5 separate regions of the Mus musculus genome follow, and regions 2, 3, 4 and 5 are each linked to region 1. The links are chromatin loops, found by intact Hi-C in ENCODE. Cell type or tissue: heart. All regions are shown on one strand.

The links. Hi-C counts contacts between places; a loop is a spot of excess contacts. Peaks named below come from ENCODE experiments on the same cell type or tissue, not always from the same donor. Only the 100,000 strongest peaks of a DNase experiment are listed, where the experiment ranks them.
Region 2: a loop joins it to region 1, with 6 times the contacts of the local background. A loop is called at or near these places in 31 of 42 quality-filtered maps.
Region 3: it touches region 1 in a loop (3-fold over the local background); 22 of 42 quality-filtered maps call a loop at or near these places.
Region 4: a loop joins it to region 1, with 2.8 times the contacts of the local background. A loop is called at or near these places in 2 of 42 quality-filtered maps.
Region 5: it touches region 1 in a loop (3-fold over the local background); 2 of 42 quality-filtered maps call a loop at or near these places.

The regions. Positions count from the first base shown.
Region 1 is chr7:128,205,705-128,210,704 of GRCm38, reverse strand. Cox6a2 (cytochrome c oxidase subunit 6A2) reads left to right here and starts at 4,339. Exons shown (of 3, transcript NM_009943.2): 1 at 4,339-4,482; 2 at 4,669-4,805; 3 at 4,893-5,000. The coding sequence starts at 4,410. The coding sequence ends at 4,976. In heart, a CTCF peak has its summit at 2,305 (motif pointing right); a DNase peak (open chromatin) is centred at 4,314; H3K4me3 peaks cover 1,188 bases; H3K27ac peaks cover 1,295 bases.
Region 2 is chr7:128,095,366-128,100,365 of GRCm38, reverse strand. The region is part of intron 12 of Itgam (integrin alpha M); the gene reads right to left. Among named protein-coding and RNA genes, the nearest start is that of Itgax, 32 kb to the left of the region's middle. In heart, a CTCF peak has its summit at 2,043 (motif pointing left); no DNase peak of the experiment used is centred here.
Region 3 is chr7:127,989,794-127,994,793 of GRCm38, reverse strand. Pycard (PYD and CARD domain containing) reads left to right here and starts at 927. Exons shown (of 3, transcript NM_023258.4): 1 at 927-1,411; 2 at 1,623-1,679; 3 at 1,829-3,421. The coding sequence starts at 1,141. The coding sequence ends at 2,082. In heart, a CTCF peak has its summit at 2,792 (motif pointing right); DNase peaks (open chromatin) are centred at 1,043 and 2,783; H3K4me3 peaks cover 1,283 bases; H3K27ac peaks cover 1,252 bases.
Region 4 is chr7:127,939,572-127,944,571 of GRCm38, reverse strand. Prss36 (protease, serine 36) reads left to right here. Exons shown (of 15, transcript NM_001319147.1): 6 at 3,369-3,535. Among named protein-coding and RNA genes, the nearest start is that of Prss36, 4.7 kb to the left of the region's middle. In heart, a CTCF peak has its summit at 2,313 (motif pointing right); no DNase peak of the experiment used is centred here; H3K4me3 peaks cover 55 bases; H3K27me3 peaks cover 1,288 bases.
Region 5 is chr7:127,814,004-127,819,003 of GRCm38, reverse strand. Stx1b (syntaxin 1B) reads left to right here. Exons shown (of 10, transcript NM_024414.2): 2 at 3,584-3,658; 3 at 3,841-3,940; 4 at 4,017-4,091. Among named protein-coding and RNA genes, the nearest start is that of Stx1b, 8.0 kb to the left of the region's middle. In heart, CTCF peaks have their summits at 2,756 (motif pointing right) and 4,544; DNase peaks (open chromatin) are centred at 2,813, 3,543, 4,603 and 4,973; H3K27ac peaks cover 642 bases.

The DNA.
Region 1 (5,000 bases):
TGAATCAACCAAGTAGAAACAAAAAGAACTATACAAAGAATCAACAAAACCAGGAGCTGGTTCTTTGGGAAAATCAACAGGATAGATAAACCCTTAGCCAGACTAACTGGAGGGCATAGAGACAGTATCCAAATTAACAAAATCAGAAATGAAAAGGGAGACATAACAACAGAAACGGAGGAAATAAAAAAAATCAGATTAGAAAGAAAGAAAGAAAGAAAAATTCAAACAAGAATATCTTATGCAACTCAAAATTTATATTACTGGGCATCTCTAACAGTATGGAAGACATCACAAACATCAAAAGTCCTACCTCAGAAAGCAGCCAGTGTGATGTTACATAGTTACTACCAGCCAGAAATAATTCAGACAAAAGTTATTTAGAAAAACATTTACCCTAAAGATTCAATTATGTTACTGAAACTGAGAGGATAAGAGAGTTACTAACCATAAGATAAGGATGAATAATGATCAAAGCAGGTCCATCTTTCCCTGTGGTGTTTGCTCTTCTCGAAGCTATTTCTACATTAATGGTGTTTTGTAATGGATGGTGCCATAGACTCTAGGAATTTGCAACTGTAGTTCAGTGCAAGACTTCTTGTCAATAGCCAGTCTAGAGCCTGGGGGTTTGTTCTACACAAGTGTCTGTTGGACTCTGGAGAGGTGACGAGGTCAGGCAAAGTCCAAGGAAGAAGGGCAGGCCTGGCTGCTTGGACTGAACGGGTAGAAAAATGGAGCAACAGCCAGGGTGGCTCTGAGGCTGTCTGTAAGTTACAGACAGATTGCTCCTATGTTCCCTGTCTTGGTCATTGCAATTGTCTCCAGGGTAAAAAAGGAACTGGGAGGAAGATTCATGCTGGGAAATCCCAGTGCATGCAATGCCTGGGTGTTGGTGACCTGTTCAGCAGCTAAAAGACTGCCCGGGAGACTCTATCTGGGATACTCTTTTTTAAATTGCTTTAATCACAAGCTGTTATAATGCCCCTAATACTCACTGGCTATCCCTGACTGGTTAAAACTGGTTGCTGCTAAAGATGTGAGGACAAAGAAAAAGAAACCTTTTCTCTTTTGATTTGTGCTTCTTGGATTACTCAAGTACTTCTCTTCAAAGATCTTTTTTCCCATTTCACATCTTTCACTTTATTTTCTGATAACTGCTTAAAAATAACCTCTTCCTGGTACTTAGTTATATCACATAAATCCTTTTCGCTTTTTAGAAGAAATCATAGAACTCTGACAACCTTCCTGGAGACCCTATGACTCACCCAGATAGTTCACACATAGCCACCCAGACAGGCTTAGTGTGTAATGATAACAACAACAACAACAATAATAAACAACAATGAGTTTTCTCCTGTGGAGGAGTCAGATGGAATTTATAAAACTAGACTTAATTGGGGCTAAATAAACTCCGTTTTAAAATTAAAAAAAAAAAGAATTCTGAAATTTTGATTTCTTTTTTAAAACACAGAAAAATTACATGACTGTGATTTGTTTTATTCCCAGGCGTAGGGGTGTGAGGCTGCTTCCGACAGTCCGCAGCAGCTGACTATGATTTGCCTCATGCTCTGGCAGAGGCACGGTTTTGCCAGCTGCAGATATTTTCTACCATTGTAACCTTTTGGAATCCTGGGAACTTTTCGGAGGATACATAAATGTGAGGGCCCCAGAGGCAGGCTGGGAGTGTTGGTCACTTGGGGGTGGGGGGGGGTGGAGGGGTTGTTAGTAGCTGTGGTTAAAGAAGAAACAAAAGGGAGGACATTAGATTCAGAGATTTCCCTAATTCTTCTCTCCCTTCTAACCTTGTTTCTCTTTTACCCAGTGTTGGAGTTAAAACCAGGGGATAAAAGAGGGGAGCAGAGAAGAACCCACAAAGTAGCAAAGACAGGTACAGGTGAGTTTGTTTTTTCTCCGCCTGAAGAAGAAGAAGAAAAAAAAAACCCTTCCAGTAATTGGAATCTAACTTATGCATGGTGCAAGGATGCTACAATTGCTACAGATGTTACAGATGCAGATGCTACAGTTCTCACAAGGAAACAGTTATGACAAAACCCTGCTAAATGTGGTGGTATGCACCTGGAAAAACAGCACCAAGGAGGACTTACAATCCAAGCCAGGCAGGGGTACTCAGTGAAAGCCAAACAAAAGAAAAAGAAAGAAAACAGCAGCTGGGAGTGCGAGTTTGCCTTGTGTACCTAGCCTCTGGGTTCCGTCCCCAGCAGCACAAAAATCAACATCATAACACAGAAACCTGTAGAAAATTGGTTAAGTAAAAACCTCCATGTAGGTGCTCAAGTGTACCACACGATGGCGGTAGAGGACAGTAGTGACCTTTGCAGCATTCACTGAGTGGCTGCAAAGAGCAGAGAAGGCAAGGATGGGAATTCTCAGCAAACCTCTGAGAGGCTACTTAGGAGGAAAGGGAGACCTAGAGCCTCTGTAAGTACAAATGTTCCTCTTACTGTTTTCTTCAGTAGCCATAATGGAACTAAATAGGGAGGAGATTAGAGGAAACTGTGTATGGAGGTGGGGTGACAGGAAATTTTAAAGTCACATTTCCACAGCAGTCCCAAAATCCAACAGGACAAAAATGACTATGGGAAGAATTCATTACAGAAAGAGGAACCTGGGTAGATGGAACTATTCCATTTCTATGACATTTATTTACTTGTGGGGCCTGGAAGCATGAATATCTTTTACCTTGTGGGTCTTAGGGATCAAACACAGTTTGTCAGGCTTACCAGCAAGCACCCTTACCTACTGAGCCATCTTACTAGCCCAAGTTTAAAGTAAATGAGAGGTATAGGTGTAGAGCCCTTATTACTTTCCTTTTATAAGTGGATTAGATACATCAAACTTTGCTCAGAGCTAGAGGCATCCTGTTAGACTGTAAACCTGAGTACAGTACAATCCACACCTAGACCATAGCACTTATGGAACGAATGCAGAAGGGTCATGAGTTCAATTCCAGCCTAGCCTACATCGTGAGAGCCTATCACAGAGAGAAAGAACAGAAAGTCCTGTGGCTGAGAATATAGCTTGGGCTACAGAGCTCCGGCTCTTACAATCTTCTCTCCCCCTTTGCCTTTAAGCTTCTTGGGTTGGCTAGATGTATCAGTGGGCAAAGGTGCTCACTATACAAGCCTGGTGGCCTGCTCTCGGCTCCCAGGAGAGTATGCATCATAAAGTTGTCCTCTGAGCGCCACATCCGTGTCACATATGAGCACACACCAATACCAAGTGAAACACAGCAACAACCGAGCCTGAGCTCAGTGGGGGAACATTTAATTAGCATGCACACAGCCCTGGGATTCAATTCCCAGATAATTTTTTAAATGGGCACCTAACTAGTTTTAAGCATATTACTTGTCTACTCTGTGCTAGCTATTGAGAACAGAATATTAAATGAAGTCATTCCGTGCCACTGTGAAAAAATGGTGCATATTTATTTAGATAGACAGTCCAGAGTTGCCCAGGATAGCTTTAGTACATATTTATTTAGATAGACAGTCCAGGGCTGGCAAGATGGCTCAGTGGTTAAGAGCACTGACTGCTCTTCCAAAGGTCCTGAGTTCAAATCTCAGCAACCACATGGTGGCTCACAACCACCCGTAATGAGATCTGATGCCCTCTTCTGGTGCTAGAAGTCAGCTACAGTGTACTTATGTATAATAATAAATGAAGCTTTGGGCTGGAGCAAGCAGGGACTTAGTGATCGGAGTTGACCAGAGCGAGCAAAGGTCCTAAAAATTCAATCCACAACAACCACATGAAGGCTCACAACCATCTGTAGAGCTACTGTATACTCACATATATAAAACAAATAAATCTTTAGATAGACAGTCCAGTGTAGCCCAGGATAGCTTTGACCTTGGTACGTAGTCCAAGATGGCCTTGAACTCCTGACCCTTCTGCCTCCATGTCCCAAGTGCTGGCTGGCATTATAAATAAGTGCACCACACTGAGATTGTGTAGGAATAGGGAAAGAACTCAGGACATTATGGGTACTTGGTAGGCAGACACTGCAGGCAGTCTACCAACTGAGCTACACTCCCACCCCCACCCCACCCCACTGTAAAATTTGTTTTAAAGACAAGATCTTAGGTAGTTCAAGCTGTGATCAAACTCATTAAGTTGATAACAGTGGCCTTGAACTCTGATCCTCCAGCTTACATATTTCAAGTTTGTATCACTTTAAATCTTCTCTTGCCAAAATAAAAGGCACATTGCATCAGCTGCCTGAAGAGGATCTCCTGCCAGTCAAGACCCACTTTAGATAGAGAAAGCCCCTAAAAATAGCCATCCATGTGCGGGCTCAACAGGTGATTGGCTCTGAGAGGGGAGGAGAGCCTCTCGACTGGGTGAAGGAGACAGAGAAGGACAGTGCCATTCCTAGCCTCCCTTTGACAATGGCTCTGCCTCTAAAGGTCCTGAGCCGGAGCATGGCCAGCGCAGCCAAAGGAGACCATGGAGGGGCAGGAGGTAAGTGGGGCCAGGCCTGACTCTGATTTAGTAGCCTAGCCGATCTGTTCTCTTTGCCCGGCTTCCCCCTCCTTCTGTCTCCTGGCTCCTCTCTCCTGATCTACCAGGCACTGATCTTTCAGACCTCTAGGCCCAGGGATAGTTTTTGCCTATGAATCTACTCACACCCCACCTTTGCTCCTCCAGCCAACACCTGGCGCCTCCTGACCTTTGTGCTGGCTCTTCCCGGCGTAGCCCTCTGCTCCCTTAACTGCTGGATGCACGCTGGCCACCACGAGCGCCCAGAGTTCATCCCGTATCACCACCTCCGCATCCGAACCAAGGTACGCCAGAGGATGAGCGAGTGAGAGCATGCAGGGGGATTGCGGGGAGGGACTGTGGTGGGTGACCTGTCTGCCTTCTCTCTGCAGCCCTTCGCCTGGGGGGACGGCAACCACACGCTTTTCCACAATCCCCACGTCAATCCTTTGCCCACCGGTTATGAGCACCCTTGATGTCTCAGCAGACACGCTCTGCCA
Region 2 (5,000 bases), 110 kb after region 1:
TTACACAGGCAACACAAATACAATGTCAAAAGAGTAGCCCTTTTAGTAGATTAGAATTCTTTGTAGAGGCAGAGAATAAAGTCTAATTTGGCCATAATCCATTGACTGGATTAAAATCAAAATTATAGCCAGGCAGTGGTAGCACACCTTTAATCACAGCACTCAGAAGACAGAGGCAGGCAGTCCCCTGTGAGTTTGAGGGCAGTCTGAAGTACCTCAAAATCTCAGGGTTTTGAGAAACCCTGTCTTGAAAAACCAAAAAAATAAAGCAAAATAATATTTATTGTTAATTAATAATTACTTAGTAATAATTATTATTTATTATTGTGGTGGTGGTGGTGGTGGTAGTGGTGGTTGTTATACGGCTATAGCTCAGTGACTCATCCCATGTTCTTGAAGCTCTGGGTAGTTTAGTCTTTAGTACTGAAAAACTTTGCTACACAGAAATTTTTGTGTCACCTACCAGTAAAAATGTCTTTTTCATATGTTCATTGTAAGCATGTAGCATCCAGCCCTGGAACTGAGCCATTTATAGTCCATTTATTCATTTGTTCAACAAAGACTTTTTTGTTGAGCACAAAACTGGGTAGCAGACACTGTGCCTTCAAGGACGGTCAGCATAACAATGTGGAAAGAAGAGCAAGAAACAGATAAACAGGGATGAACTGCAGCTTAACCCAAGAGAAGTCCCGGGGAGGAAAATAGAGATAGTAGAGAGGACATCATGCTGTGACTCACAACACTGGTCTCTGCCCCCAAACCCCACATGTGCGCATGTGTGGGCACGCGAGCACACACATACAACACAGACACAGAGAGGGAGAGAGATGAACACACGTGCACACACCGAGACACACACAGAGAGAGACACACACAGAGAGATGCAGAGAGAGACACACACACACCATTACAGGCTGTCTTGCTCACCACCCAGTAGAGGCACCGAGACTGTCCTGAAGTCAATAGCATTTTTGTTTTAAGGTCAGATTTATTGAGGGTAAATTTTGCATAAGATAAAATTCAACTGTTTTAGTATACAGTTTTAGAGTTTTGGCAAACACACCGTCATATGACCACTCTCAGGATATGACGCTCTCCTGATGTCCCACAGATGGCCTCTTCCCTGTGGGCAATCCCTAGAGACCACTGATGTGTTTTCTGTTCCTGTGTCACAGTTGTCCTGTTCTAGACTGCTGTGAGCATGGCTTCCATTATTCCCGTTTTTCACCTAGAATAATTCACTGGAAGTCTCTCATGGTGTTTGCATACATTGGTAACTCACTTCCACTGCTGATGAGTGCTCTGCTGTGTAGGCACGGCACAGTTTACCATTCCACCCTCCAGCTGAGGGCTTCTGGATTGCGTCCAGTTTGGCATGATTAGGAGCAGAGCAATGGCAAACATTTGCACATAGATTTCCATGTGAACATCTGTCTCTATTTCTCCTCAGTAATGCTTGGTTACACTGCTGGTGTATTGGCGGAATGTTAAATCTCATTAAAAGTAAATTTTCTTTGGATCCATTTCGTGTGATGTGAGATAAAACAGTTTGTTTTGGATTTTCAGCCCCTCTGTCACTTGTTGAAAAAGCCTTTCCATTACAGTTTCTTGCACCATTATTGTATATCAGCTGACCAGTTATGACAATAACAACATAAAAGGTGGTAGAAGAAGCTGTCAATGAATAGGGGTTTTTGGTTCTGTTTTACTTTTTTGTTTTTTCAAGACAGGATTTCTCTGTGTAGCCTTGGCTGTCCTGCAACTCACTCTGTAAACCAGGCTGGCTTTGAACTCAGAGACCCATCTACCTCTGCCTCCCAAGTGCTGGAATTACAGGTATGTGTCACCATGGCCTGACAAATAGCTTTTTGTATTTTGTATTTTGTTTTTTAGTGTGGGTGAAATTGTCATCCATTAAAAATAGCCTGCTATGAGCTAGAGAGATGGCTCAGTGGTTAAGAGTACTGGCTGCTTTTCCAGAGGTCCTAAGTTCAATTTCCAGCAACTACAACCACATGGTGACTCATAACCATCTATAATGAGATTTGGTGCCCTCTTCTGGTATGAAATAAATAACTATATCTAAAAAAAAAAAAAAAAAGACTGCTGTAACTATAAAATGCTTTATGTAAGCCCCAAATACACAGAGAAAACTCTATAGCAGAAACAAAAAATTAAGATATGTAACTATTTTTAAAAATCATCAGGGATAGTCCCACGGTCCCCAGAGGACTCTCTATGCCCCAGGTGTCCTAGCACGCCCAGGATCTTAGGATCACGGGTGAGTGGAACGCAACATCTGTTCCAAAACAATCGTGAGAGGCCTGTGCCAGCAGGAGCAAAGGAAACTCCCCTGACCAGAGGCTTGGGTTCCTTCTGGTCAGCGATGGTCTACCTTAGTTTCGAACACAGCGGACAGCCCCACAGTCCCCAGAGGAGGTACCACTTCCAGACGGTCTAACACGCCCAGGGTCTTAGGATTCCAGGATCCCAGGATCCCAGGAGCTTGGTCACACCAGGATCTCAGGGTCTCAGAGGAAGCTTGACTGCCAAGAACTCTGGCACAATCAGAATCTCAGGTTAACAGGATCCTGGAATCACAGGATCAGAGAAATCTGGACTCTGAGGAGTTGTGACTCAACCGGAATTACAGGAAGGACAGGCTCCAATCAGATATATTGAGGGCAGCTAGCACTTGAGATAATCAGATGGCAGGAGGCAAGCATAAGAACAGAAGCAACAGAAACCAAGGTTACTTGGCAACATCAGAATCAAACTTTCCCATCATAGCAAGTCCTGGATATATCATCACACCAGAAAAGCAAGATATGGATCTAAAGTCACTTGTCATAATGATGATGGAGGACTATAAGAAGGAAATAAATAACTCCCTTAAAGAAATACAGGAGAACACATCCAAACAGATGAAAGAATTGAACAAAAACATCCAGGATCTAAAACTGGAAGTAGAACAATAACGAATTCACAAGGGAGACCACTCTGGAACTAGAAAACCTAGGAAAGAAGTCAGGAGCCATTGATGCAAGCATAACCAACAGAATACAAGAGATAGAAGAGAGAATCTCAGGTGCAGAAGATACCATAGAAAAGAAGAGACCATAGAAGATACCATTAACACAACAATAAAAGAAAATGCAAAATGCAAAAAGATCCTAACCCAAAACACCCAGGAAATCCAGGACACAATGAGAAGACCAAACCTAAGGATAATAGGTATAGATGAGAAGGAAGATTTCCAACTTAAAGGGCCAGTAAATATCTTCAACAAAATTATAGAAGAAAACTTCCCCAACCTAAAGAAAGATGCCCATAAACATACAACAAGCCTACAGAATTCCAAATAGTTTGGACCAGAAAAGAAATTCCTCCCGTCACATAGTAATCAAAACACCAAATGCACTAAACAAAGAAAGAATATTAAAAGCAGTAAGGGGAAAAGGTCAAGTAACAGATAAAGGCAGACCTATCAGAATTACACCTGACTTCTCCCCAGAGACTATGAAAGCCAGAAGATTCTGGGCAGATGCATACAGTCCCTAAGAGAACACAAATGCCAGCCTAGGCTACTATACCTAGAAAACCTCTCAATTACTATAGATGGAGAAACCAAGGTATTCCATGACAAAATGAAAATTACACAATATCTTTCCACAAATTCAGCCCTTCAAAGGATAATAAAGAGAAAACTCCAACACAAAGAGGGAAACTAAGCTCGAGAAAAAGCAAGAAAGTAATCTTTCAACAAACCTAAAGAAGATAGCCACATGAACAGAATTCCAACTCTAACAACAAAAATAACAGGAAGCAACAACAATTTTTTCCTTAATATCTCTTAATATCAATGGATTCAATTTTCCAATAAAAAGACATAGACTAACAGACTGGTTATGTAAACAGGACACAACTTTTTGCTGCATATAGGAAACCCACCTCAGGGACAAAGACAGACACTACCTTAGAGTAAAAGGCTGAAAAACAATTTTCCAAGCAAATGGTCCCAAGAAACAAGATGGAGTAGCCATTCTAATATCGAATAAAATCAACTTTCAACCTAAAATTCTCAAAAAAGATAAGGAGGGACACTTCTTACTGATCAAATTTACCAAGATGAACTCACAATTCTGAACATTCATTAAAGGAACTGCTAAAACTCAAAGCACACATTACACCTCACACAATAATAGTGGAAGACTTCAACACCACATTCTCATTAATGGATAGATCATGGAAACAGAAACTAAACAGAGACACAGTGAAACTAACAGAAGTTATGAAACAAATGGATTTAACAGATATCTCTAGAACATTTCATCCTAAAACAAAAGGATATACCTTCTTCTCAGCACCTCATGGTACCTTCTCCAAAGTTGATCATATAATTGGACACCAAACAGGCCTCAACAGATACAGAAATATTGAAATAATCCCATGCACCCTATCAAATCACCATGGACTAAGGCTGATCTTCAATAACAACATAAATAATAGAAAGTCCGCATACATGTGGAAGCTGAACAACACTATACTCAATGATAACTTGGTCAAGGAAGAAATAAAGAAAGAAATTAAAGACTTTTTAGAGTTTAATGAAAATGAAGCCACAACATACCCAAACTTATGGGACACAATGAAAGCATTTCTAAGAGGGAAACTCATAGCTCTGAGTGCCTCCAAAAAGAAACTGGAGAGAGCATACACTAGCAGCTCAACAGCACACCTAAAATCTCTAGAACAAAAGAAAACAAATTCACCAAAGAGGAGTAGAAGGCAGGAAATAATCAAACTCAGGGCTGAAATCAATCAAGTGGAAACAAAAAGAACTGTACAAAGAATCAACCAAAGCAGAAGCTGGTTCTTTGAGAAAATCAACAAGATAGATAAACCCTTAGCCAGACTCACTAGAGGGCACAGAGACAGCATCCTAATTAACAAAATCAGAAATGAAAAGGGAGATATAACAACAGAATCTGAGGAAATCC
Region 3 (5,000 bases), 220 kb after region 1:
TCCCCCACAAAAGCACAAGAGCTACAAAAAAGTAGCTTTGTTCACTAGCAGCAATATGATCTAGATGGGTAGATGGAGGACTCTTAAGACTGGACTCTCGGAGGAAGTAACATTTAACCTGAGGGTTGAGGAGCCAAGCATTTGTCTGAGAGAGAAGCAATTTCAAGGTTTAGGGAACAGCATGTGCAAAGAATTGAAAAAGCAACTCCAGAGGAACTGAGCTTGAAGATAAGGGTAAACTGGCAGTGTGGTATAAAACAAGACTGACTAGATCAAAACTGGGATGGACCAGTAGACCCCCAGCCATGTTTAAAGCCAGTTAGGAATTCTGGGTACAGAGCAGGCTCCAAGGTCATCCTAACCAGCCCAGGAGTAAGGGGGTAGCTAGCTGTCTACTCAGGTCTCTACACTCCAGTTGTCATCACACTACAAAATATTTAATAGCTGGGGCATTTGGTAAGGTTTCAAGAAGCCTTAGCCCTTCCAACCCAACCCATCATGAGCCCAGGTCCCCCACCTTCTAGCAGATGTGAGGCTGAGAGATGGGAGTGACAAAAACTTTTAGCTGAAAGAAACTAAGGTGAAGACATAGTCACTCTCTTTCGCACTTCATTTTGTCCAAATCTGTGGAATTCAAGGGGCTTAGTGTTCTAGCTGTTAAAATTCTAATATTCAATGGCATGTGAGTGGATCCTAAGATCTGGGGAAACAAAATTTGGGGCGTCTAGATTTCCAAGATTCTAAACCTCTATGCTCCAAGAAACTCAACAGAAACAGGTTGCTTTTCAGCAACAGCTGGTTTGCAAGTAAGCTCTATTGAGTCTCTCAGCATCTCCGGACCTGCCAGAGTAACAACTTAGCTCCACCCTCTGTCCCCACCCCACTTCCTCCACCAACCCACCTCCACCTAGTTTCTTCAGCCTAGCCAAAAAGCCAAGTCTGAAAGTCTTAGGGGCGGAAACCAAAACTAGTTTGCTGGGGAAAGAACAGGAGCTGTAAGAAAAGAGGGTGGGGGAGTCCCAGCATGCCCATCGGCCTAAGCAGCTGACTTCCTGGTCTTGGCGGGCTGGCAGCAGGCAGGCTGCAGCAGGCGAGCAGCAGCAAGAGTAAAAGGTGACCGCGGCTGCCCACCCCAGAGCCATGGGGCGGGCACGAGATGCCATCCTGGACGCTCTTGAAAACTTGTCAGGGGATGAACTCAAAAAGTTCAAGATGAAGCTGCTGACAGTGCAACTGCGAGAAGGCTATGGGCGCATCCCACGCGGGGCCCTGCTGCAGATGGACGCCATAGATCTCACTGACAAACTTGTCAGCTACTATCTGGAGTCGTATGGCTTGGAGCTCACAATGACTGTGCTTAGAGACATGGGCTTACAGGAGCTGGCTGAGCAGCTGCAAACGACTAAAGAAGGTGAGTGTGTCCCCTTGTTCGTCTACCCTCAACTTCCTGCACACCAGCAGAGGCTTGCCTCTTTGGCGCTTAACTGTTCCTCCTGCCATAGCCAAAAAAAAAAAAAAAAAAAAAATCTTCCCTTTGTAGCCTTGAACTTAGCACCGTGGGTGGAGTGGGAGTGAACCCCTGAAAGTCTGTTGATAAAGATCCACCTGGCATTTCTTTGCAGAGTCTGGAGCTGTGGCAGCTGCAGCCAGTGTCCCTGCTCAGAGTACAGCCAGAACAGGTGAGGCCTCCCCACCCTACCACACCCTTGCACAGCCTATCTTTGCCTATGTAGTCATGGTGGGTGGCTTTCCTTGATTCTCCAACCCCTAAAACTGCGTTAGTAAATTTTGAAGCAGTTTTAAACACTGCTTTCACTTCCACCCTCAGGACACTTTGTGGACCAGCACAGGCAAGCACTCATTGCCAGGGTCACAGAAGTGGACGGAGTGCTGGATGCTTTGCATGGCAGTGTGCTGACTGAAGGACAGTACCAGGCAGTTCGTGCAGAGACCACCAGCCAAGACAAGATGAGGAAGCTCTTCAGCTTTGTTCCATCCTGGAACCTGACCTGCAAGGACTCCCTCCTCCAGGCCTTGAAGGAAATACATCCCTACTTGGTGATGGACCTGGAGCAGAGCTGAGGTATCTTTTCCAGCTACATTATCTAGCTCCTGACTTTGTATACACAATTTTTGAAAAAACAATTTGTATTTGTGTTTACTCTCTGGGATGTTTTTGCTGAGCTAAGCTACATTTCCAAAGGCCATATGTGGCCCAGTGGTAGAACATATACCAAACATGCACAAATCAGTCTCCAACACCTAAATTCCACAGACCCAAGTTATGGCTTCTCCATTCTAGTGCAAAGGCTTCTCAAATGATTCCTGGCTCCCCATTTGGGAGCTTTTCCCATATTATCCCAAAAGGCTACCTTTGAGAACACATGTAACATTATCCAGGTCAAGCTAAAAAGCGAGAGGGGGGGATGGGAACCAGGTAATGGTTAATCCCAGCAACCAGGAGGCAGAGGAGGCTGTTCCAGAACAGCCAAGGGTACAGAGAGAAACCCTATCTCAAAAAAACAAAAACAAAAAAAAAACAGGCAATGGGGCTTAGAAAGGCACCTAGAAACAAACCAGTCCGTAGAAGACTTTGGGCTCTGGGAACTCCTGTCTAGACAAGGCTGGCCTAACTCAAGAGATCTGCCCAGCTCTGCCTCCTGAGTTATGAGATTAAATGCATGTATCACCATGCCCAGCCCAAGCCTTTTTTTTTTTTTAATTATGTGTGGATTTTGGGGGTGGGGCTGTTCATATGTGTGCACCATTTCATGCAATGCCAACCAAAGCCAGAAGAGGGCATCAGATCCCCTGGAACAGGAGTTACTGGCTGAGCCTCCACACAATGCTGGGAATTTAACATGGGTTTCCCCTGGAAAAAGCAGTCGTTACGACTGCAGAATCATCTCTCCAACCCCAAGGGCTTATCCTTTAAAGAAATGAAGATCGTATTGTGTGAATATAAACACGGGTGCATGTCTGCACAGAAGCTTGAAGACAAACTCCAGAGTTCTGTTTCTTACCTTGAGGTAGGGAGGAGTTCCTGTTCTTTTTGCTGCATACTAACTCTGGGCTGTGAGCTTCAGGGCCATTCTGTTTCTCTCATCTGTACTTTCAGGTCTCTCAGCAGTGCTGAGATTAACAGGTATTGCCATCATTCAGTGGACAGAAGACAAAACCAGGGTGAACGAAGCTCTCTACAACCGAGTTTCATCCCCAGTCCAGTAGCTACTCTTCCAAGTGTTATTTATGGTCCTACCTATGGAATTTTTTGAATCTCACTTGACCCCTAGATCCCTGTCTTAAATAGGCCTGGGATCAAAGGCCTAACAAGTTCACGTGAAATCTTATTAGTGATTGGAGAGGACAAAAAAGGTTGCCTTTTATTGGTATGCACAGTCTATTAGAAGGGTCCTTTGTGAAAATACACTGTGGCAATGGTTTATTTCGTCTTAGAGATACTGAAAAGTAATATTCTCTGAGCCAGTGTTTGTGCATGCTTTGAGCATGCTGAGACAAGTAGACTTCAAGGTTTCCATGAGTTGTAATCCAAGTGTTTGGTGCCAAGTGTGAACAGACAGTGGGGTACATATGGAAAACTGTATGAGAGATGATGGGGTTGGATGGGGCTTAAGGACTAAGTTTGCAGTTCAGGTGTCCTAAGTATCTGTTATTATGACCAGCTTTGGTCTCAGGTCTAGCAGGGAGGTCCAGTCAGAGGCCTGTTGCAGTAAAGGCTTTAGACTAGACCAAGTCCACTGGTGGAGGGAATGAAGTTGATAGGTGTTTGGTATTCTAGGCCCCCTTGGTAACCTGCTCATACCTCTACCTCTCCTGTGAAAATAGTGCAATCATGGAAAAAGTAGAACACAGAATCTTAAATGCCCTGTGCATGGTGGTACCTGCCTTTAATCTCAGATTAAAAGCTCCCAGAACTCTGAGTTGTAAACTCCAGTAATTCAAACATGGTAGAAACCAAGGTCCAACACTCAAGGTTGCACTTTTGACCTCTACATACAAGCCCTGGTATGCATGCCTCCCCCCAACACACACACACAAAGGGACTCCCCTCTATTCCTTTGTATTTTTTCCTGGGAGAACTCAGTTCTAAGAAGTCTTAGATTTCTGGTATTAGAGTGATTTAAGAGTAGAAAATCAAAAGGATGAAAATTCAAACCCCAGCTTCTTATTAGTGATGATGAAAACTGTATGTCAGAATCCCTCCACAAAGTGAGAATAACAAGACCTAGCTCATCACTTAACAGCACTGGGACAGACATGCACATTAACATCAATTCTTTCCAGTAGGGCATCCAATTCCATCTGGGCACCCGGGCTGCCACCCCTGAACCAGCTACACAAAAGACTATCTAAAAGCACCTTCCAATCCTGGTTGTAACTAAAGTTAACCCACCAAACAGCCCTACGCATCTCCAGTGGCCAAAGCTAGACAAACTAAGAATTCTGCAATTTTGATTGCTTTAAAAAACACAAAAATATTTTAATCCCAGGGATGTTAGACTGCTTTGAACTATTTGAAGCACCTGACATGATTTGCCTTGAGCTCTAGCAGAAGCATGGTTTTGCCAGCTATAATTTCTACAACTGTGTGACATTTGGAATTCTGGGAACTTTTCAGAGGGTACATAAATGCTAGGGCCCCTGAGAGGCATGGTTGGTGGTTATTCAAGGGGGGACTGTTTGCAGTTTGTTAATAATCATGGTCAAAGAAAATAGCTCAACTCAGGGATTTTGCTAATACCTTCTCCCCTCTTTATCTATTGGTAGAGGGTAAAACCAGGGGTGATAGGATTGGGATAAAGGGTGAGAAAAATAACCCACAAAGTATAGAAAACCAACTACAGGAAACACTACAAGCAAGAATGACTACTGTTCAGATCAAGCAGTCCTGCCCAGAGCCACAACAGCTGTTTTAGGCACTAACAAACTGACAGAAGCTAGACTTGTCACCAGCAGTCTCAAGCCCCACTGGAGTCACT
Region 4 (5,000 bases), 270 kb after region 1:
TCGGAAGCTGAGCCTAAAGAATGGGACCCAGGCGGAGCTTGGGAGATTTGGTTCTGATCCACGGAAAATTCCTAACCTCTTTTTATGTACCCGAGGTTGCCCGGCCTCACCTTTTCTCCGTTTTTGTTTTTGGTTTGTTTTTTTTCTTTTCTTTTCTTTTTTTCTTCTTTTTTTTCTTTTCTTTTCTCTTTTGGATTTAGGTCAGATTCGGGTTCCATCCCAGCTCTTTCAGACAAAGCATTCCCCCCCTGCACATTTCCTCCTGCGAAAAGAGGAAAACAGCTCCCGGGGTGTTGGGTGACGGGGCAGAGAAAACCCAAGTAATGCCTATCAGCAGTGGCTAGCACAGTGGTGTTGGAGACGGACTCTTTTTCCATCTTCTGCCACCCCTATTACTGGCTGTTACTTTGCTGCTAGTAAACATAGCTATGGGTACATAGCTAGTCTACATCTGCTTGGTCACACTTCTCCAGGACTAGGGGCTTTGAAAGGCGCTTTGTGGAGGAGATGCCATAGCTGCGGCTTGCAGGGGTACCAACAGGAAACGGTGATCATGAACACCTAGGAAATCTTTGTGGAAGGAGCCAGAGGGTCCTGACAGTGGGCCTTCACAGCAGGAGATCACTGGGAAGGAGGCCGTGTGGAGAGAGGATGTGCTAAATAGAGGCCATCCTGAAGGCCCTGGGGAAACCCTGGGTGCTACACCGAGTGGCAGGGCAACGCTCACAAGGATGCTGAGGGTGGGTATAGAAGATCTTAAAGTCATGCTGAGACTGAAGGACAGAGTAGTGCCAACCAGTGGCACTACCAAGGCCCCCAGACCACTCTAGCTGAGTTCCAAGGACAGGCTCAGCCATAGCCTGACCTCTCAGGATTCTGGTGAGTCTAGAAGGACCTCTTCACATCCCCTGTCCCTCTCTGGTTCCTGAGTCTTTTCATCAAAAGTAGCACCTGGGCTGATTGCAGTGGCGCACACCTTTCATCTCAGCAGTCTAGAGGCAGAGGCAAATGGATCTCTGGGGGTTCAAGTCGGAATGTTCTACATAGGGAATTCCAGGACAGCTAGGGCTACAGAGGGGGACCCCGTGTTAACAACAACAGCAGCAGCAACAACAACAAAGGTAGCAGCTGTAAGCAGTAACATACACCTGGAATCCAGAATGTTGGCACTGGGGCCCCAGGCTGAGCCTGCAACATCCATTTACTCCTGGAAGTAGCAGGTACAGAGTGAATTAGGAAACTGACCACTCAGGAGCCGGGCTGACCATTCACATTCATGTAATGTGCACACAGACAACCAGGCAAAACACTCACATGCATGATAATAGCTTATGCTGCCTGCACTGGGAAGTTACACTGAGGATACAGAGACACAAGTGGGACATCTTGGGAGCTAAGTGGGGAAGCTGAGTTAAAACGGGAGTCAGGGAGGCTGGAGAGAAGGCTTGGCAGTTAAAAAGGAGTTGTTGCTGGGCAAAGGACCCAGGTTTGGTTCCATGGCCGCTCACAACCAACTGTAACTCCAAATAACTCCAGTTTCAGGGTATCTTGGATTCTTCTTTGACCTTTTTTTTTTTTAACGTATTATATGTAAGTACACTGTAGCTGTCTTCAGACACTCCAGAAGAGAGCATCAGATCTCATTACGCATGGTTGTGAGCCACCATGTGGTTGCTGGGATTTGAACTCAGGACCTTTGGAAAAGCAGTTGGTGCTCTTAACCACTGAGCCAGCTCACCAGCCCCCTTCTTTGACTTTTGTATGCACACACTAGGGACACATGTAATGTGCACACAGACAATCAGGCAAAACACTCACATACATAATAATCTTTTTAAATGGAGACAGAGATGACACCCATATTCTTTTTGTTGCTGTGTTTTTGCTTTTTTGTGTTTGTCTGTCTTTCTTTTTTTTTTTTTTAAATATTTATTTATTTATTATATGTAAGTACATTGTAGTTGTCTTCAGACACTCCAGAAGAGGGAGTCAGATCTCGTTACGGATGGTTGTGAGCCACCATGTGGTTGCTGGGATTTGAACTCTGGACCTTCGGAAGAGCAGTCAGGTGCTCTAACCCACTGAGCCATCTCACCAGCCCTTGTCTGTCTTTCGAGACAGGGTTTCTCTGTGTATCCCTGGCTGTCCTGGAACTCACTCTGTAGACCAGGCTGGCCTTGAACTCAGAGATTTGTTGTGCCACCATGCCTGGCTAACACCCAGGTTCTTTTTTTTTTTTTTTTTTTTTTTTTTTAATATTTATTATTGTATGTAAGTACACTGTAGCTGTCTTCAGATGCACCAGAAGAGGGCGACAGATTACAGATGGTTGTGAGCCACCATGTGGTTGCTGAGATTTGAACTCAGGACCTTCAGAAGAGCAGTCAGTGCCACTGCTGAGCCATATCTCCAGCCCAACACCCAAATTTTTATCCTAAAGTCTAGTTTCTGTGTTTGGTAAATGGATACAAGACCATATCCAATACACATGATATTTTTGTGTAAAGGTTGCTCTGCTTTTGAACAAATACCCACTCCACATCAGGGTTGACAGTTTGATGGTTTTTAGTGCTAACATATATACATTATTGTCTGTGGACCTTGTATAGTTCACAACCTATAGCATCTGTAACAGCTCTTGCCGGATGCTTACAGGGGCCAAATATAAGAATAGGATTTAGAGAGAAGAAAGAACAACAGGCCAGGCAGTGGTGGCCCACGCCTTTAATCCCAGTACTTTGGAGGCAGAGGCAGGCGGATTCCTGAATTCTAGGCCAGCCTGGTCTACAGAGTGAGCTCCAGGACAGCCAGGGCTACATGGAGAAACCCTGTCTCAAAAAATGAAAGAAAGAAAGAAAGAAAGAAAGAAAGAAAGAAAGAAAGAGAGAGAGAGAGAGAGAGAGAGAGAGAGAGAGAGAGAAGGAAGGAAGGAAGGAAGGAAGGAAGGAAAGAAAGAAAGAAAGAAAGAAAGAAAGAAAGAAAGAAAGAAAGAAAGAAAGAAAGAAAGAAGCAACAGATAGTGTGATGGAAGTGGTAGGCTAGGGAGCCATCTTTCCCCCACCCCCCCCAAGACAAGGTCACACATAGCCCAAGCTGGCATTGAACTTACTATGTAGCTGATGATGATCTTGAGTTTCTGATTCTTCACCTCTAGTTCCCAAGTTCTGGGATTACAGGCACGTGCCAGCACACCTGGTTTATTCAGCCCTGGGGACTGAGCACAGCCTTTGTGTATGTTAGCAAGCAGCCTGCCAACTGAGCTACATTGACTCGATAGAGGCATGTTGGTGGCCACTGAAAGGGACAAAGCAAAGGTCTGGAGAGATGAGTGTTCCATACCTAACTCACAGTATCTGTTCTGCCCTCAGTCCCTCTGCCTCTGCCCTGGGTTCTACAGGAAGTGGAGCTAAGGTTGCTGGGAGAGGCTGCCTGTCAATGTCTCTACAGCCGTCCTGGCCCTTTCAACCTGACTTTCCAGCTGTTGCCAGGGATGTTGTGTGCTGGCTATCCAGCGGGACGAAGGGATACCTGCCAGGTAAGATCTCCTAGCCCATAGGAAGCACCTAAGCAGTAGATGAAAATTTGAGCCTCATCTTCAATGGAATCTTATCTGGGGAGTATAGCTCATGGGTACAGTATGTGCCTAGCACCTAGGAGGTGCTAGGTTCAATCTCTGGCAACAAAACAAAACCCCAAAGACAGCCAATGGAGCCTGACATAGCAGGAAGCACTTGTAATCTTAGCACTTGGTAAATAGAGGAGAAGCCAGGTGAACCGCTCAGGGCCTGTCTGAGCTACATAGTGGTCATCCTAAGCTACGTGAGACCCTAGCTCAAAACAAAACAAAAGAGTATCAATGAGTAGGACTGGCACAAAGATTATAGATGGATGGATGGAAGCTAGGACTCAACACGTGTACTGTTACCCTTGGGAGTATGATGCAGCAGAGCCCCAGACTCCCAAGTGCCAATTGCTGCTACATCTACCCTGCATCCCATGAGGCAGGGGTTGTGGAACCCAAATTATGTCAAGTGAGAAAATGAAGAAAGGACAGACACACATACAGCAAAGCTGGGGTTAGATCCCCACGATAGCTGGGAACTTTGAGGTGTTCACTGGGCATAGCACAGTGACAAGGTTTAACTAGTCTTAGTAGGAGGTCTCTGTAGACCAATAGTTTGGGGCTGCAAACTTCTCAGAGGAAGCTGCAGCTGCTAGTCTTTACACACACTGATCACTTGTTTTGGACTCTGGAGTTGAGCTCTGCCACCCATCTTGAGCATGGCCCATATGTGGATACAGCTTTGCCAGTATCCCATGGTTCCAAGGCCTTGGAGCCCTTGACCTGGTCTCGTCCACGTCAACAGTATGCTCAAGAATTTGCTCTCTCGGGGCATCCTCCACTCCCTTTCACAAGTCCAGCGCCACCAGCTGTTAAATATTCAACTTTGCCAAATGTTCAAACTTCATATCTGGAAGATGAAAATAATATGCAAGTGTTGTTATCATAATTAATGACCTCACTAAGATCTAAAAAGCTATTAGCTATTATTTTTCTTTCTTTTTTTTTAAAGATTTATTATATGTAAGTACACTGTAGCTGTCTTCAGACACACCAGAAGAGGGAGTCAGATCTCCTTATGGATGGTTGTGAGCCACCATGTGGTTGCTGGGATTTGAACTCCGAACCTTTGGAAGAGCAGTCGGGTGCTCTTACCCACTGAGCCATCTCACCAGCCCCGCTATTATTTTTCTTATTCCAAAGCCCAGCCTATATAACACAACACTTGTTGCTTAGTAGGTACCTAACAAATAATTATTGAGAAAAATGAATTCTTTTTTTTTTTTACTAATTTTTTAGATATTTTCTTTATTTACATTTCAAATGCTATCCCCTTTCCTAGTTTCCCCTCCGAAAATCCCCTATCCTCTCCCCCCACCCCCTGCTCCCCAACCCACCCACTCCAGCTTCCTGGCCCAGGCATTCCCCTATACTGGGG
Region 5 (5,000 bases), 390 kb after region 1:
TGGGGGGAGACAGATACAGACAGACAGACAGAAAGAGGTCAAGAGTGAATTAAATGGGGTTGGAGAGATGGCTCAGCAGTTAAGAGCACTAACTGTTCTTCCAGAGAACCTGGGTTCAATTCCCAGCACCCACATGGCAGTTCCCCACCATCTGCAACTCCAGTTCTAAGAGATCTGGCACACTCGCACAGATAGACATGCAGACAAAGCACCAATGCACATAAAGTAAACTCTCTTTTTTTTAAGTCAATTAAACGGGCAAGCGCATGCAGGACTACACCGAGCACTTCAGAGTGCACCCGGCACTCCATCAGCCTCTGCAGTATTTGTCAGTGTTGCAGTTGTGCTGGCCAGTGGTTGTCACAGAGTTCGTTTGTATGCTTTAGGCAGGCATTTACTATGTTAGTCCTGTGTGGCTTGGCACTGGCTGTGTAGACCAGAGTGGCCTCGAAGTCACAGAGACCCACCTCCCTCTGCCTCTATTGTAGTTAACAGTGCGGGCCTGCCAGGTATAAGCCTGCTTTGGAGACAGGATTTTACTCTGTAGTCCCAGCTGATCAGGATCCTGTGCAGGCTAGGCAGCCCCTGCCCTTCACACACTGAGCCATCTCTCCAGACCCTGTTTTTGTTTAAGATTTAACAAAATGATTTTATTTATTTATTTCTTTATCTATTTATCTATCTATTTATTTATTTAATTTATTTTGTTGTTGTTGTTGTTGAAACAAGGTTTCTCTGTGCAGCCCCGGAGGTCCTGGAACTCTGTAACTCTGTAGACAAGGATGGCCTCAAACTCAGAGGTCTGCCTGCCTCTGTCTCCTGACTGTTGGATCTAAAAGGTGTGTGCCATCACACCGAGCGAGCGAAAGAGAGAGAGAGAGAGAGAGAGAGAGAGAGAGAGAGAGAGAGAACACACATGAGTACAGGAGCCTGTAGAGACCAGAAGAGGGCATTGGATCCCCTGGAATGGAGTTACAAGCAGGTGCTTGTTAGCTGCCCAACATGGGTACTGAGAACTGAACTTGGGTCCTCTCCAAGACCAATACACATTCTTAACAGCCAAGCCATGGCTCCAGCCCCTCTCTCTAGAGAGTTTTGGTGAAGATCCAAAGACATACCGAGAATGTAAGATGCATGCAGAGGCACTGGTAGGTGACGTTGCTAGCTTGGCTGGTCAGGATGCAGAGGCCTGAGTAGGAACTGGCCCAGGAGGAAATGAGCCCATGCAAATGGTTGCTGAAGAGCCTTCAGGGGAGCAGAACTAGGGTGGCCAGACCATGGTGTCCTGGTCCCAATCTGCCTGGTGCCCTTGGGCAAGTCATTGTCCTTTGCCCACCGGGCTCCGTGCTCCTTCATCTATGAAATGGGAACAGTGTTTGCCCAGCTTTTCTCACTGGGCTGTGGTGGTGAGGATCAGAAGGGATTACAGCCGTGAGTATCCGTGTACACAGGAGTTTTAGCTTTCCTTGTGGTCATTAGCCAAACCAAATCACCTTAGGCCCTTCTACCTTTTTTCCTGTCTCAAGGGCAAGTAAATAGGCAGCCTGGATACTCTAGGAAGAATCTAAGGCTTTGAAAACAGGCGAGACTGAAATAAGACTTTAGGAAGGACTTCCTGGAGTTGGCATGGGAAGGGAAAGAGACAGAGAAGAGGAAGGTTCCCGGGTTCCTAGGCTGTCAGAGGTTCCCCTGCCATGCGTGAAGCTGGCCAAGAGTAGGTGGGAGGGAGGAGGAGGAGAAGGTCAGCAGGAGTCTGTGGCCCTGGAGGAGGAGACACCGGAAAATCGCGATGAGAAACTGGTACATCCTACAAATGAGCCCAGCTCCTGACAGGCTTCCAGGGCCAACGTCTTCTGGTGTCTGTCCTGAGGCAGGTGGAGGCTGGAGAAGCCAAAACTCCTAGCAGGGTCTTTGAGACCTTTTTTTTTTTTTTTTTTTTTTTTTTGGTTTTTCGAGACAGGGTTTCTCTGTATAGCCCTGGCTGTCCTGGAACTCACTTTGTAGACCAGGCTGGCCTCGAACTCAGAAATCCACCTGCCTCTGCCTCCCAAGTGCTGGGATTAAAGGCGTGCGCCACCACGCCCGGCCTCTTTGAGACCTTTGAGCTCGGTTTGAGAAACAGGTGACTTTGGCCTGCCACAGGAGGTCCTCTCTGGGTTATGCTGGTCTCAGAGCTGCCCTTACTTGGCAGATCCCAAGTGATCTTAGTGTCTTAGTTGCATCTTGGTCCCATCTGGCTCTGTCTGGGTTCAATCCGAACAGACTGAGATACATTAGAGCCAAGTGCAGTTCCTTCATAGCCTGTCTGACTTCCAGGAGGGCCTGTGTGTGATCTGCCCCAGGCCCGTCAGCTCTCCCTTCAGGTCCCAGAGGCTCCGCTTGATTTCAACCAGGCTCTCTTGGCTGCATTGTCTGAACTCTGGCTCAACCTGTCTGTGATGCGGGCTGAACCCTGGCACTGCTTAGACCTCCAGATTTAATGTCTGTTGATGGCTGAGCTCAACTTTACCCTGAGAATTCTGTTCCAGGCAGAGAGGAATGGGGATCCCAGGGGAGCCCTCTTGTACCTTCCGCCCAACTCTGGGCGAGAACGTGGTTGTGGGGCTCGAAGATGGTGGGTGAACAGGCAGCACCCTCCTCCTCTCCCTCTGTCCACGTGTCAGCAGTGCAGCTCTGCCTGGGTCTGTGTGCCTCCACGTGGGTGTTGGGGGGCCTATTTCTGTGTGCCTGTGTGTCAGCTCCTCTGTCTGTGTCACTGGTCTGCCTGGAGATGGCAGTGTGGGTGGGTGAATCCCTTTGTGTCTCTGAGCCCTGAGGGTGGAGGGCTGAGCAGCTGCAGGTTGCAACTGGGAAATCCGAGTCAGAGAGAGTTGGTGGGTGTGTGGTTGGAAGGGACTGGAAGGAAGTGGGCGGCTGCGTGGGGAAGAGGCTCTCCAAGAGACAGTGCAGTGGGAGGAGGGAGTGTGGGATGAAGTGGGTCAGAGAGTACTGCCGACATGCTCAGCCGGCCCTCACTGGGCCTGGCCCTGCTTGCTCAACTTGGCCTCAGCAGCCAGCAGCTTGGTAGCAATGGGACCTTTAAGAGGGGAGTGGATGGTCAGGTTGTAGCAGGGAAAGGGGAGCCCTGGGTAGGCGCTGCTAGGAAATGGTAGGGAGGCTCACAGTTCTGGAAAACCGTTCTAGAATCCTCCTTGGAGCCCAGAGCCAGTCATCACCAGGCTGACATTTAGCTGGGTGTTGAAAGTATTGAAATTTGTCCATATCCAGCAGTCAACAGCAGTGCCTCTTTCCCAGGGACACTCTGAACAGATGAGATTGTTCAGATCTCAGAAAACGCCTTTAGCTGACTCCTTTAAGGGACACTGGCATCTAGGACACTGGTCTACAAGGTATCCAGTGCTGGCTCTGAGTGTTGGTGACCTTGCCATCCCTCTTGATGAGGACCCTTCCCAAGATCCCTCCTCTGAGTCTAGAACTGATACCGTCCATGTTATGTGCGCTGGGTGGAGGGACAGAAAGGTAGAGTCAACCTTGAGACGCAGGGTAGGGACTGCTCATGGATCTGGCCTTGCTTTGCTTCCAGGCGAAAGACAGTGATGATGAAGAGGAGGTGGTCCACGTGGATCGAGACCACTTTATGGATGAGTTCTTCGAGCAGGTAGAGCGCCCGGGTAGCCCTGGCCCAGAACCTTGTCCCTTCCCCTAGCTTTCTTTGCCTTGTGTATTCCCTCGTCCCTGCACACTCCTTGGCCTTCACGGTTTGGCCGATTTCACTGAACGCTGGCTAGGTCTCATCTGGCCCTCCAGCCTGGATAAGGTGTCACTGATTTCCTGCCCCAGGTGGAAGAGATCCGAGGCTGCATCGAGAAACTGTCTGAGGATGTGGAGCAAGTGAAGAAACAGCACAGCGCCATTCTTGCCGCCCCCAACCCCGATGAGAGTGAGTGCTGCCTTGTGGGGCCCAGGGCCTAGGGCCCCACCCCTGTTCTCACCTCCCAATTTGCCTTCTCCCCCAGAGACTAAACAGGAGTTGGAGGACCTCACGGCAGACATCAAAAAGACGGCAAACAAGGTCCGGTCCAAGTTGAAAGGTGAGGACCGCAGTTCCGCCACTGCAAACAGCTCTCTGCCCCACATTAGATCAGAGAAACCGGGACACTGGGGGGTCAGAGTCCTAAACATTGAGAAATGTACAAGCCCACTTTTGCCCACGTCCTTTGGAAACACTTGACAGGGAAATGAGCCAGGCAGTGTTTCCGCCTGAATTGCACCTGAGAGCCATCAATCAGAAAAATACAGATTTCCAGCCAGTGACGGTGGGGAGGTCCCGTAATCCCAGCACCGGGAGGCTGCCACAGGAAGAGTGAGAGTTCCGGATGCGTGTGGGCTGTGTAGTGAGACTCTGTTTCAAAGAATCCAGGAAGGAAAGGGGAAAGGCTGAGAGGAACTCGCTTTTCCAAGAGGTTTTAATTTTGATCAGTCCTCGTTTGGCCTGAATAGGCTCCGAGCGCGACACTGAGCACCAGTAGGTGGGCTCAGCAGAATTAGCATCCTCGGCTCAGGACAGATTGGACTGTGTGGCTGACATCAGGGGCTGGCACGCTTTCAGGAGGGCCTTGCCAAGTGCTCATGTAGTCACTCCAATTTAAGAACTTGGGTGCTGCTAATAACCACCTTCCCTCAAAGCATTGTGGGTTGGGAACCTCCTTGTCTGCTGGTGCCAGGAGAATAGCAGTGTTAAGGAGCAGCCGCTCACGTACCCTGGCAGTTCAGCAGTTAAGGCATTTACCAAAGCGTCTATAGCTCTAAGGCTCACTGCTAGGCTTTGGAAGGGATTTTTTTTGGGGGGGAGTGGGGGAAACGGTTGTCCCCAAGGCCACTAATCTTGTGTTGGGAGATGGCAACACAAGCTTCAGGTCCTTTTGGACTTAGGAGGAGGTCATGTGAGAGCCTCTGTTGCTAACCAATAAAAACAAGCCCTCTGTACTCAGAGTGTGTGC